2 separate regions of the Mus musculus genome follow, and region 2 is linked to region 1. A link is a loop called in an ENCODE intact Hi-C map of the cell type or tissue named here. Cell type or tissue: heart. All regions are shown on one strand. Links, peaks and the distances in the headings refer to the core of each region. The heading gives the core; the rest is flanking DNA.

Region 1 (7,564 bases), core at 1,541-6,540:
TGCTTTTCTGAGATAGAGTATCATTTAGCGAAAGCTAGCCTCCTAGTTACCATACAGCCGAGGATGGCCTGGAACTCCTATTATTCCTGCCTCTATTTCCCAATGCTGGGGTCACCGTATGTGCTACCACACCAGGCTTAACATAAACTTCCTCTTTATCACTTGCTGGCAGCTCTCATTTCCAGTCATGCTGTCTTAATTGTAAGTTCTCTTGAGCTCTGCTTTTCCAACAACACGAGGGGTTTGCTAACTCATCTTCTGAAAGTCATTTTAAAAGGCGTTATGTGATAGATGTGGTAGGGTAGGTAGCACAGATCTGTAATTCCACTACTCCACGGGCAGAAGCTGAGACAGGAGGACTGGCAGTTTGAGGCCAGCCTGGGACGCATAGCAAGAAGTCATTTCAAAGGCCCAATTCCTCTCCCCTAAGACTTGTAAAGACATAGGGAGCCAGGTATGTAGCGCATCCCAGTAATCGCAAGGTGCTCGGAGGAGGTGGAGATGGGAGGAACAATCGTGAGTTCAGGACAAATCGCACCGGAAACAGGTAGGCGTAGAGAACCCCCGGGCTCAGCCTAGCTCTATGAAGACGCTGCTGCATTAATGGTTTTTACCCGAGAGGAAAGGGTCGGATGCGGAAGTCCGGGGAAGGTACAGTACGAATCCGTCTCTGCTCTTCCGAAGTGCGGGCCAGCACAGTCAGTGGCTCCTCTCTCTAGAGATCTAAGTGACTAAGTGAGCATGCTCAGCTCGATACAGCTTCTCTGGTTGGTCTCCTCTTGGTCAACACGTTTCTCTGGTGTTTTGGACCCATTAAATCCACAGCCCTGACAAAACCAATAAGGCAAACGGGAGGATGAGAGCTGAAAAAGCGCCCGGGCCATAGTGATGGTCACAATTTCATAAAAGTATGTATTTTATAAGAATAAAGTGAAGGCCTGGAACTGTAATATCCAAAATGAATTCAAAACCACCCAGTACTTTCCCCCTTCAAAAAGGACTTCCCAAACTGTCCTTGCAGGCCAAGTGCAGAGCCAGATAAGGAAGCTGGCTGACTAAACAAATGTAAAAACAGAGTTTTAGTGGTCAAAATGATTAAGCCTGCAGCTACCAAAACAATATTAGCTGTTCTCAAGAGAAATAACAATAACAAGATTAGCAATTCTCCTGCCCCCTGCCCCACACTGAATTCTGACAAAGACCACAAACCACCCTGACCTTGTTGCAAGAATTCCCCTGACGTTCGTTAATAGCTGTGACGTTAATGTACTATTACTTTGCTGACCAAATCATAATAACCCACCATGGGGGCAGGCAAAGTGAGTCACTAGGCCAAAGGGTTACTTAGTCACTATACAAACCAACCAATGACACCAATGAGAACCCTGTTGCTCAAATCTGCCCCTTACAAAGGTATAAAAAGTGTGTTCTTTCTTTGTTCTTGGTCTCTCTCCTCTGGCCTGCATGCCGAGAGGGGAGTCCCCAACATGTTGGATCAATAAAATTCCTCATGCGGTTTGCAGCGATGGCGGCGGTCTCTGTGGTCTTTCTGAGTAAGGGTCTTTTTTTTAAAAAAGATTTATTTATTTATTTATTATATGTAAGTACACTGTAGCTGTCCTCAGACACTCCAGAAGAGGGCGTCAGATCTCGTTACGGATGGTTGTGAGCCACCATGTGGTTGCTGGGATTTGAACTTCGGACCTTTGGAAGAGCAGTCGGGTGCTCTTACCAACTGAGCCATCTCACCAGCCTGAGTAAGGGTCTTTTGACGAACTCCAACAGAACTTGGTAAAACAATAGCAAAGCAAACAACAACAACAAAACAAACAACAAACAAACAGAAACCCACCTCTTCAAATGGAAAGTGTCCCCACAGGATTCTGAATTTAATGAGCCACAGTGTGCTGAAGCACTTAACTAGATCTGCTCCTCAACTTGGAAGTCACTGGTGTCACCTTTCCGCACCCTACCACGTCTGCACAAGGTCCTTCCTAATTCAAGCTTACGTGATTTCAATACTCATACCCAGCAAGGGAAGTGGGACACACCCAATAATACAAAAATCAAGGCTCACGGTTAACTTGGTACTTTGTTTGGGAATTAGAATGGTGTCTTCTTGCCCATCCAGAATATTTTGTCTAGAAGAACACCTACAAGGCTCTACTGAAGGCAAAGTTTCACTTGGTAAAGTGAGAAGGGGCGGAGCCTAGCCTGGCTACAGAGAGATGGGGATGAACCCAGTGTGGCTACAGAGGGAACGCAGTAGGAATACAGAGGGTTAGAGCAGAGGTTCCCAACCTTCCTGATGCTGTCACCTTTAATACAGTTCCTCATGCTGTGCTGACCCCTAACCGTACAATTTCTTGCTACTTCATAACTATAATTTGCTACTACTATGGATTCATAATGTAACTATGTTTCTGATGGTCTTAGGCAACCCCTGTAAGAGGGTCCTTTAACCCACAGGTTGAGAAACACTGGGTTGGTTAGAGACTTCATTAGCTTGGCCAAATTCAAACACGAAGGGAAAGAAAATGGCTGCGTGGAGAGGCCTGACAGCCCAGCCCGGACCTTTCTGTTGACAAGTGGGGACCTGGAGTGTGTTTCTAACCTACCAGTAGGTAGGCTATGGCAGAGCTAACCCCATCTCCTGGAAAGCTCAATGCACGCTACACAATAGCAAAGTTTGAAGCCAAAGCAAGTGAGAGGATAGAAGAGAGCCAGCAGGAGTCTTTGGGTTTCATAGAAGATCAGGACCAGATGATAAAATAGTTCATCAATGGCCCAACCCAGTGACAGCTGTGACACTCTATAATCACCGGTTAGAATCCTAACCAAAGCTGGTGAAGCCAGGACCGTTTACTGGCTTAAATAACTGATGTATCAGGGTAATGCTGGTTTCCCATAATGCTCAGGCAGGAGTCAAGCAACAGAGCAGGGTTTCATTCTCTCTGGTTTGACCCCATTCTCAAATACCTCTCTCCCCAAGGTGGCAAGATGGCAGCTGCTAACTCTAGCTTCCCCAACTTTCCATGGCTAGTAAAGAAACACATGGGGGTGAGGGGAGTGATATCCACTGTGGGCATGCAATAAGGCAACCCCAAACAGAGCATAGGATTTGCTTGTAGGCTTGGCCTCACTTAGGTCCTGTGCACATCTTACAGTGGGGTGTGCAGCCCCATCCCAGCCACGTGGATTCACGGCAACATCTTAGGGCTCTGCAAGCAGCCAAAAGATGTTCAAAGGCCAGCATGTACCACAGATACCCACAGTGACGGGGGATGAAGGGATTTCTGTCCTGGGCCAGAGGCTGTGGCTGGAGGAAAGGGGAGCTGGGACTGGGTGGACAGCTATAGGGAGCCTCCAGCTGCTACCACAACGCCTGTACCTTCGTACAGGCCCATAGGGGAGCACAGAAGACACCCAGTCTGAGGACCAGCAGGCTCCTTCAGGGATGGGGTATGAGTGCCTCCACGTGCTTACATCAGGGATTGGTTGGTTTCTCACTGTGTCCCTATTCATAGTCCAGTCCAGCTGTCTACTGTGGTAGCTCATAGCTCACCATTATCCACCACTGGCTGGCTACCTGTCTGTCCCTCATTCTCTTTCCATGTCTGCCTCTTAACCTCCCACATAGACCTCATGTAGTGGTGGATGCCCAAATGGACATATTGACCATTCTCCAGGTTCTGCTTGGAGAGTGGCTATCACTGGGAACCTCTGTCTAGCTCCTGAGATGGGAACCCAGTCCTTCCAAGTGCTAGAATGGTTTGATTCTGCAGGGTGGGAAGCCATTCCTGGAGCCTGGTTGAGGTGGGAACCCTGAGAGTCTAGAAGGAGCTACCACCCCACCTCCCCCGAGGCTTCCTGTATATTTTTCCACACATACCCCAGCTGGAAGGGTGGAGAATGGTAGCCTGTGCAGACAGAAAGTGGGGGGGTATTTTGGTGTGCAGTTGTGTGGCACTGCAATGACCAGTAAACTGTCACTGGGCATGTGTGGGAGACCCTAGGCTTAGGAACAAAATTGTTACTTTATAATTCGAGGCATTGGGAAAACTGGGTTTTAAAGAAAAGTATTTTAGGGTATTATATAAACTGTATTTTAATAAGCTGTGTGTGGACTTGTAGGCTTTATCTTAAGTTACAGTAGTCATAAAGGACTTCTTGAAGGAGGGTGCACATCAGCGGAATGCTGCGGCAAAGTGAGAAGCCTATGTAATTCTCAGCCAGCTTGCCTTCCACACAACTGGGGAAGAAAATGCTGTTTTAGAAGTGTTTTTTAAGATAAGAAAGATAACTTAAAAATAAAAGAGAATCCCAGCACTAGGAAGTCAGAGGCAGGTCTAGCGCTCGCTCTTAAGTTCAAGGTCAGCCTGAGCCACCTGGGGGATTCTAGGTTAGCTAGAGCTACATAAAGAAACCCCCGTTTAAATAAACAACCAACCAAGCAAACGAATGAATGAATAAAAATAAATGACCAATTTAAAAATAAAAGATAGGCAGATGCTGCCCTCTAGTGGCCAGATGTAAAATTACAGCTTTTCATAGAATGGAAAAGTGCAGCCAATCTACCCATTTGGAGGACTTAGAACAGGTCCCAGGATTGTGAGTGACTATGTACAGCCGTAGCACAGAGTGGCGACAGAAGCACCTAGGCCCATTAGTAGGAAAAGAATGGCTACCAAGCGTTAAGCACTTACTTTATGTTGGTCTAAGACAAGTGTTTTACACTTGCTCTAACTTTACACTTATCATTATTATCCTATTTTATGTTTGGTGTTTTTGAGACAGGGCCTCCATATGGCCCTGGCTGTCCTGGAACTTACAATGTAGACCAGGCTGGCCTTAAACTCGTAGAGATCCACCTTCTTCTGCCTCCAGAATGCTGAGGTTAAAGGTGTCAGCTGCTATGCCCAGCTTCTTACCCTTATTTTAAGAGACGAGGACCTAAGGCCTTGACTTCTCACATCTGGGGTCTCACTGATCCAAAAAGCAAAATGTGTTCATCTTAGTAATGGTTCTGAAACTTCAGATTTAAACAGGATTTTAAACAAGCAGGGTCCTAGGCTCTGTCCCAGAGATTCTGAGGGTGGGTTTAAGAGGGGCAGACTACGGATTTGTCCCTTGAATGTTCTAGGTTGGCGCAATAACCAATCTAAACGAGTTTATATCTACACTTTGAGACAACATAGATTAAAAACTCAGCATTACTAAAAGGGACTTTTTTCTGGACATAAACAAGAACTTTCAAATAGTCATCTCTCTCTCTCTCTCTCTCTTCATATATACATATTATACGAGTACACTGTAGCTGACCTCAGACACTCCAGAAGATCCCATTACAGATGGTTGTAAGCCACCATGTGGTTGCTGGGATTTGAACTCAGGACCTTCAGAAAAGCAGTCAGTGCTTTTAACCGCTGAGCCATCTGTCCAGCTCCGACTCATATATTCTTTTTAAAAATGTGTATTTGCCAGATGGAGGTGGCACATGGCTTTAATCCCAGCACTTACTTGGAAGGCAGAGGCAAGCGGATCTCCAAGTTTGAGGCCAGCCTCATTTACAGAGTGAATTCCAGGACAACCAGATCTACACAGAGCAGTAACCCTGTCTGAATTTTTTTTTTAACTTTATGTTTGTTTTGCCTGCATGTATATATAAAGTGCACTGTGTGCATACGGTGCCTCTGAGAAGACCAGAATAGAGGGTTGGAGCTCCTGAACCTGGAGTTACAGACTGCTACGAGCCACCATGTGGGTGCTGGGGATCTAATCTGGGTCCACTGGAAGGAAAGCCAGTGCTCTTATCCACTGAGTCATTTCTCCAGTGGCCTCCTCCTCGCCCTCCCCCTTCCTTGACATGCCTTCCCCCTCCTCTTTTCTTCTTATCAGGGGTCCTGAGCCTGCTTCTTGCTGCCATTCGATCATGTGATTACATGGTTCTCCTCATGTGAATTTAGCACCTTGGTGATGTGGGGCACCTTTGTGCTGCTGGCAAAGGTCTTAATGGTCCGGCACAGCATGTCTGTTGGGCTCAAATGCCCCATCTGCCATGAATAGGCTGCAGTGGGAGGGAGTGGGGGGGTGTGGAGCTGCAGGGCTAGCATCAGCTCCTGGGGCAGCTGATTCCTAGGAACCATCCAGGGAGCAGGGAAGAGCTCTGGCTGGCTGTTTGTGAGCTAAGTCCTGGTGACCATGGGTCTGCTCTGTGGGGAGCTCACAGGATGCCTTCTCCACAGAGAAAGGAGTCCATGAATGTAAGCCCAGGTTCTCTCAGGGCCTCAGAAGTCAGGGCAGCAGCATGCCAACTTTGGGGAAGGTTGGCAACAGGGAGGCCAGCCACTTCATGGTCCTGTCATTCCACATTTGGGGAACTTTCAGCTGAGCAAGGCACAAAGACAAGGGTAGGAAGTCCCCTGGGCAGTGGCCACAGGCCTAATGGTTTCCCAGGCTCAAGGCCTCTGAGGCCTCTGTCTGGTCCTTTAGGGACTGGAGGAAGACAGACCCAAGCTTTGAGGAGCAAAGATTAAGCCGTCTCAGCCGTGTGGGAAGGGATTGGCTCTGTGACTGGGTCCTGCCAACCCTGGCCCTCAGCTCAGGAACCTGGGCTTCAAAGGCCTGTGACTTAGGGAAGGGCCTGTGCCTCTGTGAGGCTTCTATGAGGTGTGTGTGTGTGTGTGTGTGTGTGTGTGTGTGTGAGAGAGAGAGAGAGAGAGAGAGAGAGAGAGAGAGAGAGAGAGAGAGAGTCAGCTCCCGAGGCTGCCCAGGGAGGAAAGCTGTGCATAAGAGAATGAGCAGAAATACCAACGGTGTGTTTGCAATTCTTTTTTACATGTTGCACCTCTCTCTCTCTCTCTCTCTCTCTCTCTCTCTCTCTCTCTCTCTCTCTCTCTCCCTCTCTCTCTCTCTCTCTCTCTCTCTCCTGTCTTTGGCAGTTGTTAGATTGGAAGTTTCATATGCAAACTCAACTCTGGGAGCAGAGGGTGAATAATTCTGGAGCCATGTGTCCATGAGTGGGTCTGGGATCAGAGGCCGCTCCAGTTGCATAGTGTCCAAAGAGGAGGCTGGCCTGCAAGATGACTTGCTCCCAAATGCCAGGAGGACATCATTCTTTCTAGGGTCAGCAAGGACTCTTCATACCCCACCCTATGCCCATAAGGCCCTCCCAGACTCCTTTGCCTGAGCATTTTTTTTCCCTCTCACAATTTCTCTTCTTCCTTTTTTAAAGATTTGTTTTATGTCAGGTGGTGCCCACCTTTGATCCCAGCACTCAGGAGGCAGAGGAAGGCAGATCTCTGTGAGCCTGAGGTCAGCCTGGAGTTCCAGGACAGGACAACCAGGGCTACACAGAGAAATCCTGTCTTGAAAACCAAAACCAAATCAAACCAAACCAAGCGCCAGAACTTTTCTATCAGGACAGGGAGGAGCGAAGCTTTTCCTTGCAACCCATGGTGTCCCGGTGAACTCGCCACAGCAACGGGCAGGATAACAAGAGAAAACACACAGCACACTGACTTATCAAACTTGTATGTGACATGGAGACCTTCAGAAACAGGCA
Region 2 (6,103 bases), core at 1,104-6,103, 600 kb before region 1:
TGAAGGGAAAATGTTTATTTTGATTCCTGGTTTAAAAGGGGTATGGTTCATCGTGATGGATGGCATGGTGACTGGTCATATTGTGTCCATAGTAAGGAAGCAGAGAATAGAAACAAAGGGTGTTGGTGCTTAGCCCATATTCCCTTTTCCTCTTTCTTTTTGAGACAGCAGGGCCTTTGTAATTCAGCATAGGCTTGCCTCCAAGTCAATATGCAGCTAAGGCTAATCTTGAATTTTCTGATTTTTTTGCTTCTGCGTCTTGAGTGCTGGGGTTACAGGTATGCACTGCCATGCAGGGCTTTATATGGTGATGAAAATCAAGCCCACAGCTTTGTAGATGCCAGGTAAATATTTTAACAATGGAGCCACACCCCTGCCACTCATTCCCTTCTTTCATTCAGTCCAGGACCCCAGACCATGGGATGATGCTCTCATATGCAGACTGGGCCTTCCCTCCCCAGCTAAACCTAGAAATGACTTTACAGATACACCTAGAGGTAGATCTCTAGGTGATTCTAAATCCAATCAAGTTGGTGATGTAAATTAAGCTCCCTTTAAAAGTGCCTCACCTGGGGCTGGTGAGACGGCTCAGGGGTTAAGTGCACTGACTGCTCTTCCGGAGGTCATGAGTTCATAAACATCCGTAATGAGAAACAAAAAACAAAAAAACTATGGACCAGAGTGAGTGGGGCTGGAACAAGAGGGAGAAGGGAGGTGGGGGGAGGGGGGGAAGTGTCTCACCTGTAACATAAGCCCATTTAATGTGTACTGTCCACCTGGTCCCACTGTGATCAAAAAGACAAACCCCATGTTCTTTCTTTCTGTAGATGAGAAACAGGTCCTCTATCAGCATCTATGCACCACAGGGGCTAACTTGCTAGCTTGTGAGGTTCAAGCCTTACAACTCCTAACATCATTGCCTAAGAGTTGCATCAATACCTCCTACTTCCTCGATCACCATTGCACTTTGGCATCTGCTCCCCGTACAACGTGGTGGGATGTTTGCCAGTGTCACTCAGTCTGATGACTGTTACTTTGGATATTTGATTCCAGAAGAAACCCATTTGGACTTCTGTAGCCTTTAGTACTTGAATCACGTTCTTCTGAGCGCTCTCCTCACATAGCAAGCACACTCTCCTTCCGTTCCTTATTGGTCTCATCCATGGGTCTGCTTTTTCTTTGAAATCCTATCACTGATATCCTGTTATCAACCCATCTTTCCTATCTTCGTGGTCTCACACATATTATTCATTCTAAGACCTGTCTTAGTTGGGGTTTCCATTGCTGTGATGGAATACCATGACTAAAAGCAATTTGGGGTGGAAAGATTTTATTTCTGCTTACAGTCATATTTTTATCATCAAAGGAAGTCAGGGGCTGGAGAGATGGCTCAGTGGTTAAGAGCACTGACTGCTTTTCCGAAGGTCCTGAGTTCAAATTCCAGCAACCACGTGGTGGCTCACAACCATCCATAATGAGATCTGACGCCCTCTTCTGGTGCATCTGAAATCTGAAGACAGCTACAGTGTACTTATAATAATAAATAAATTTTTTTTTTTTTTTGGTTTTTCGAGACAGGGTTTCTCTGTATAGCCCTGGCTGTCCTGGAACTCACTTTGTAGACCAGGCTGGCCTCGAACTCAGAAATCTGCCTGCCTCTACCTCCCCAGTGCTGGGATTAAAGGCGTGCGCTACCACACCTGGCTAATAAATAAATCTTGAAAGAAAGAAAGGAAGAAAGAAAGAAAGGAAGAAAGAGAGAGAGAGAAAGCGGAAGTCAGGGCAGGAACTCAAGGTAAGAAGACGAGAGGCTGCTGCTTACTGGCTTGCTCCTGAACGCTTACTCAGCCTGCTTTCTTACACACTCCAGAATCACCAGAGGTGAAACCACCCACAATGGGCAGGCACCCCCTCATCAATCGCTAATTAAGAAAATGCAAGTCTTGCCTTCAGAGTAGTCTGGGGGTGCATTTTCTCAGTTGAGGTCACCTCTTCTTAAATGACTCTAGCATGTGTCAAGTGGACAGAAAACTAGCCATCACAGGGACCTTACATAGATGGTGACATCCTCGATCTAGTTCCAGTCCAGACCTCTAGTATGACTTAACCAGCCACCTGTTGGATGGTCCTACTCTAATGACGGAGAGGGGCAACTGCCCATAACTGGCATTCCATACCAGCTAATCTTCCCTCCTGGATCCACGCTTTCCGTGTCTGTCTGTCTGTCTGTCTGTCTGTCTGTCTGTCTCAGCATCCCACTGCTCCAGGCAGCCATCCTTGATCCCTCACTTCACACACTAGAGCCAAGCTTTGAGTGTGGTTCCTTCCACTGTATTTACAAACCCCCACCTTCCTCCTTTCCTACCACCGCTCCCTTTCTGGTTCCAACATTCCCTGTGCTGGGTACCTGCAGTGCCTCCCCAACTGCTTCCTTAGTCTCTTGGGCCTTGCCCTGTTGTTGCTAGAGTTATGTTCCTAAAAAGTCTATCTGCGGCATTATTTCCTTGTTCAAAACCTTCCCTTTCCAAAACAAAACAAAACAAAACAAAACAAAACAAAACAAAAACTTTACTTTCCCCTCATGGTTTCCTTTGTTTGCTTGTTTAGTTTCTCTGTGTAGCCCTGGCTGTCCTGGAACTCTGTAGCTCAGGCTGGTCTTGAACTCACAGAGCTCCACCTGCCTCTGCCTCCTGAGTGCTGGGATCAAAGGCGGGCATCACCACCAACCAGCCCTTCGGATTCTTTAGCATCATAGTTCACCACACTCTCTAATGCTACACCTCCCCCCCCCCCCCATTCCTTGGAGGATTCTAATCTGGGATGTCTTTGGCCACTACCACTCACGATGGAAGGGTAGGATGAGGTGTCATCAAAAAGCACTCATTACATGGCATCGATCAGGATCAGTCTCATCGTATGAAACTAGCGACTCGGAAGCAGCATCCGCTGGTCACTTGTGTTCTGCCGCCTGAACCCGTGTGTTTTTGTCGACTGTTTTTAGTTATTTAGGTGAGCAAACAAGGTAATGGCAATTTCATAATGTGGCATCATTCTTTGTTCTCATTCGTTCTCCCATCTTAGCTTTCCTTAAATAAATAAAAATCACTATTTGGACCAGGTGCCCTCTTTCTACCCAATTACTTGCTGACTTGTTGGTCTGCTTAAGATCCCTTTGAGAAATATACTGATTCCTTCATTGTACCCGCCTAAGGTGCCCAAAGACTAGATTTCTGGTGATAACTGCTATGTCCACATCTCTCTGTATTACGTATGTATGCATGCATTCATTTATATGCATACATGTGTAGTTACTGTATTTTTAATTGCTTTGTCGTCCTCTAAGCAAAGAAATGAATACCCTTAAGTGGCCACCAGGAGGCGCCAGGAGCAGCGAGAGACCTGCGGTACCTTGGCGGTAGAGGTGGAGATGGATGCAGAGGCGAGGGAAGAACCCAGCTTCCTTTTTTAAGAATCAGTTGTGAGCAAGGGAGCAGAGCTACGTTATTTTAGGGAGACTTTGTCGCACTCCCCCTCCCCCGGGTAGGTAGCGTCTGGGATGTGTGCTCCCAGTTCGTAGTCTCCCATGGAGAGACGCTGGCTGCTGCAGCCGGCAGTAACCCGACCCCGCCGGCGCAGGGACTGAAGAGGCGCCGGGGAGAGCAGCGAGAGGCGAACAAAAGCCCTCGGCAAGGGGGCCGGAGCCCGGACCTGGGGTAAGTGAACCCGCTCGGAGACCTAGCAGCTCCCAGAATGGAGCGGCAGGGTTTACGGCGCTCTAAGAGCCCACTCCCCTGAGATGCGGTGCGGAAACTGGTGAGCATCAGCGGCTGATGTCTGAGTCCACCATACTGGGGTTGATGGTACCTTTAACTACACATTCGGCCTTGGAGATCGGGTGCATCTGGGAGGATTCAGGTGCCTTGTGCATCTTGAGCAAACACCGGGTGGGGGCTGGAGGAAGAGGAAGGCAGAGAGCTCCCAGCAAGCCCCGCTGGAGAGGCTGGAGAAAGAATCCATCACTCCACTCGGAGAAGCCTTTGGAGACTCTTTTCAGCCCTTCCATCTCCCGGGGGCCCTGCGCTCCGGGTCCTTTTGGTAGAGAGAAATCAACCATAAACTTCTTCCTAGGCAACTGGGGCCCTCGCAGCAATGCACTTTGGCATGCACAGGCCCCTTCCCCTTTTGTGTTCTTGCAAAGCTGCATCCCAGCAGCCCGCCTAAGCTACAAACAAATAGCTAATCCTCCGGGGAATCCTCCAGCGCCTCCCTCGCTGGCTGCAGCCTTCCTTGCACTTCAATCTTTGCAGGAAGGGGATGCAGCTAGTGGGCCTCACGCCAATGTGGTCTCCTGAAAGGCCCTGCATTCTAGGTCTGAGGGAGACTGAGGCTGCTGTCTAAGGCCCAGCGTCCCCCCACCGCAACTGCCCAGCCTGAGTTTTTGGGGCATCAGTTTTAGGATTTACGTTCCATCAGGCCCCTGAGCCTAATCTGAAATCGGATTAAGTTGGGAGGGGTAAATATGGCTGAGGAGGGAGGAACAGCTCACAGATCCTCTATGTCCCCCCGCCCCTCTGTCATCTCAGGGACTCCAACAAAGAACGAGGTTCAGCTATGGTGGACCCGGTGCCAGAAGAGGAGAAAGAGGGAGCGGAGCCCGGTGGCTCTGAAGGGGATGAGGCCACAGCGTCCGAGCCCCCCGATGCCCAGGGAGCCCAGCAGCCGGCTGCCTCCTCGGCCTCCGCCTCCGCGGCGGCGCCCCGTAAGGCTGAAGTCCCCTGCGGGGCAGAAGGTGGACGTCGGGAGCAGTCTCCGTTGCTGCACCTCGATCTCTTCAATTTCGCCTGCCCCGAGGCAGAGGGCAGCCGCTACGTCCTGACCAGCCCCCGCTCTCTGGAGGCCTGCGCCCGATGCGCGGTCAAGCCCGTGGAGCTGCTGCCTCGGGCCCTGGCCGACCTGGTGCGCGAGGCCCCGGGCCGCTCCATGCGCGTGGCCACCGGCCTGTACGAGGCCTACGAGGCGGAGCGCCTGGCCAAACTGCAGCAGTGCCGCGCCGAGCGCGAGCGCATCATGCGCGAGGAGAAGCGGCGCCTGTTCACACCGAAGGGTCCGGCGGCAGCCCCGGCCTCGGCCTCAGCCTCAGCCTCAGCCTCGGCCCTGAGCGGGGGCAGCAGCAGCAGCTGCAGCAGCAGCAGCAGCCTCCCGGCCTCGCCCGCCTCGCGAGTTGCTCGAAGGACTTCTCCCAGTCCCCCCGCCAGGAGCCGGCCTCCGCCCGCCGGTTCTCGGACAGGTAGAAAGAGCCACTCGCTGGACTCGCTCTCCCGCCGGAGGGACGGTGCCCTGAGCTCCGAGTCCGGGGCCTCGTCGTCGTCCTACAGCGGGGAGAGCCTTCGGGAGCTTCGCTGGCCACCTCGAGCTTCCGCCAGGAACAGCTGCCCCGCGGGCTCGGCGTCGTCTGCACCTAACCCACTGGGCCGCCCTTCGGCCCTTGCTCTGGTTCCGCTCACGGCCCGCAGCTTCAGCCTCGGAGACCTGAGCCACTCGCCGCAGACAGCCCAGCATGTGGAGCGCATCGTCCGCCAAGTGCGCGCCGAGCGAGGCCTGCGCGGGGTACCCGAGCGCGACCGCAAGATCGCCGCCCTCATGCTGGCCCGGCACCAGGAAGAGCGCCTGTTGCTGGAGCAGCGCGCCGCGGCCCACGGCCAGTGGGAGCAGCAGCGCGTGCGCGCCGAACAGCGGCGGGAGCGCGAGGAGCGAGAGAAGCAGCGCGCGCTGGAGCGGGGCCGGCGGGCCTGGGCGGCGCAGGTGGAGGAGCGGCGCGGTCGCCGGGGCCGGGAGGAGCGCGAGGCCGCGCGGAGGCGGCAGCAGCAGTGCGAGCGCAGCGAGGAGCGGCGGCGGGAGCTGGCGGAGCGTCAGGGACTGCTGCGGCGGGAGCGGGTGGAACGCGCCGCGCGGGACGACCGGCTGCGCAAGCTGCAGCAGGAGCAGAACCTGAAGCAGAGGGAGGAGGGCCGGCAAGAGGGGCGGGAGCGCGCGGAGCTGGTCCGCCGGGAGCGCGCCCAGCGGGCGGCGCGCGCCCGAGAGCGGCAAGAGGGCCAACTGCAGC

What was found. A loop is a pair of places that touch in the nucleus more often than their neighbours do. Peaks named below come from ENCODE experiments on the same cell type or tissue, not always from the same donor. Only the 100,000 strongest peaks of a DNase experiment are listed, where the experiment ranks them.
Region 2: a loop joins it to region 1, with 14 times the contacts of the local background. A loop is called at or near these places in 5 of 42 quality-filtered maps.

The regions. Positions count from the first base shown.
Region 1 is chr12:80,154,904-80,162,467 of GRCm38, reverse strand. No RefSeq gene overlaps it. Among named protein-coding and RNA genes, the nearest start is that of 2310015A10Rik, 26 kb to the right of the region's middle. In heart, for the core only: a CTCF peak has its summit at 4,531 (motif pointing left); no DNase peak of the experiment used is centred there.
Region 2 is chr12:80,758,007-80,764,109 of GRCm38, reverse strand. It overlaps Ccdc177 (coiled-coil domain containing 177), which reads left to right and starts at 3,395. Exons shown (of 2, transcript NM_001008423.2): 1 at 3,395-3,713; 2 at 4,584-6,103. The coding sequence starts at 4,612. In heart, for the core only: a CTCF peak has its summit at 3,371 (motif pointing right); a DNase peak (open chromatin) is centred at 5,719; H3K4me3 peaks cover 2,827 bases; H3K27ac peaks cover 1,040 bases; H3K27me3 peaks cover 4,261 bases.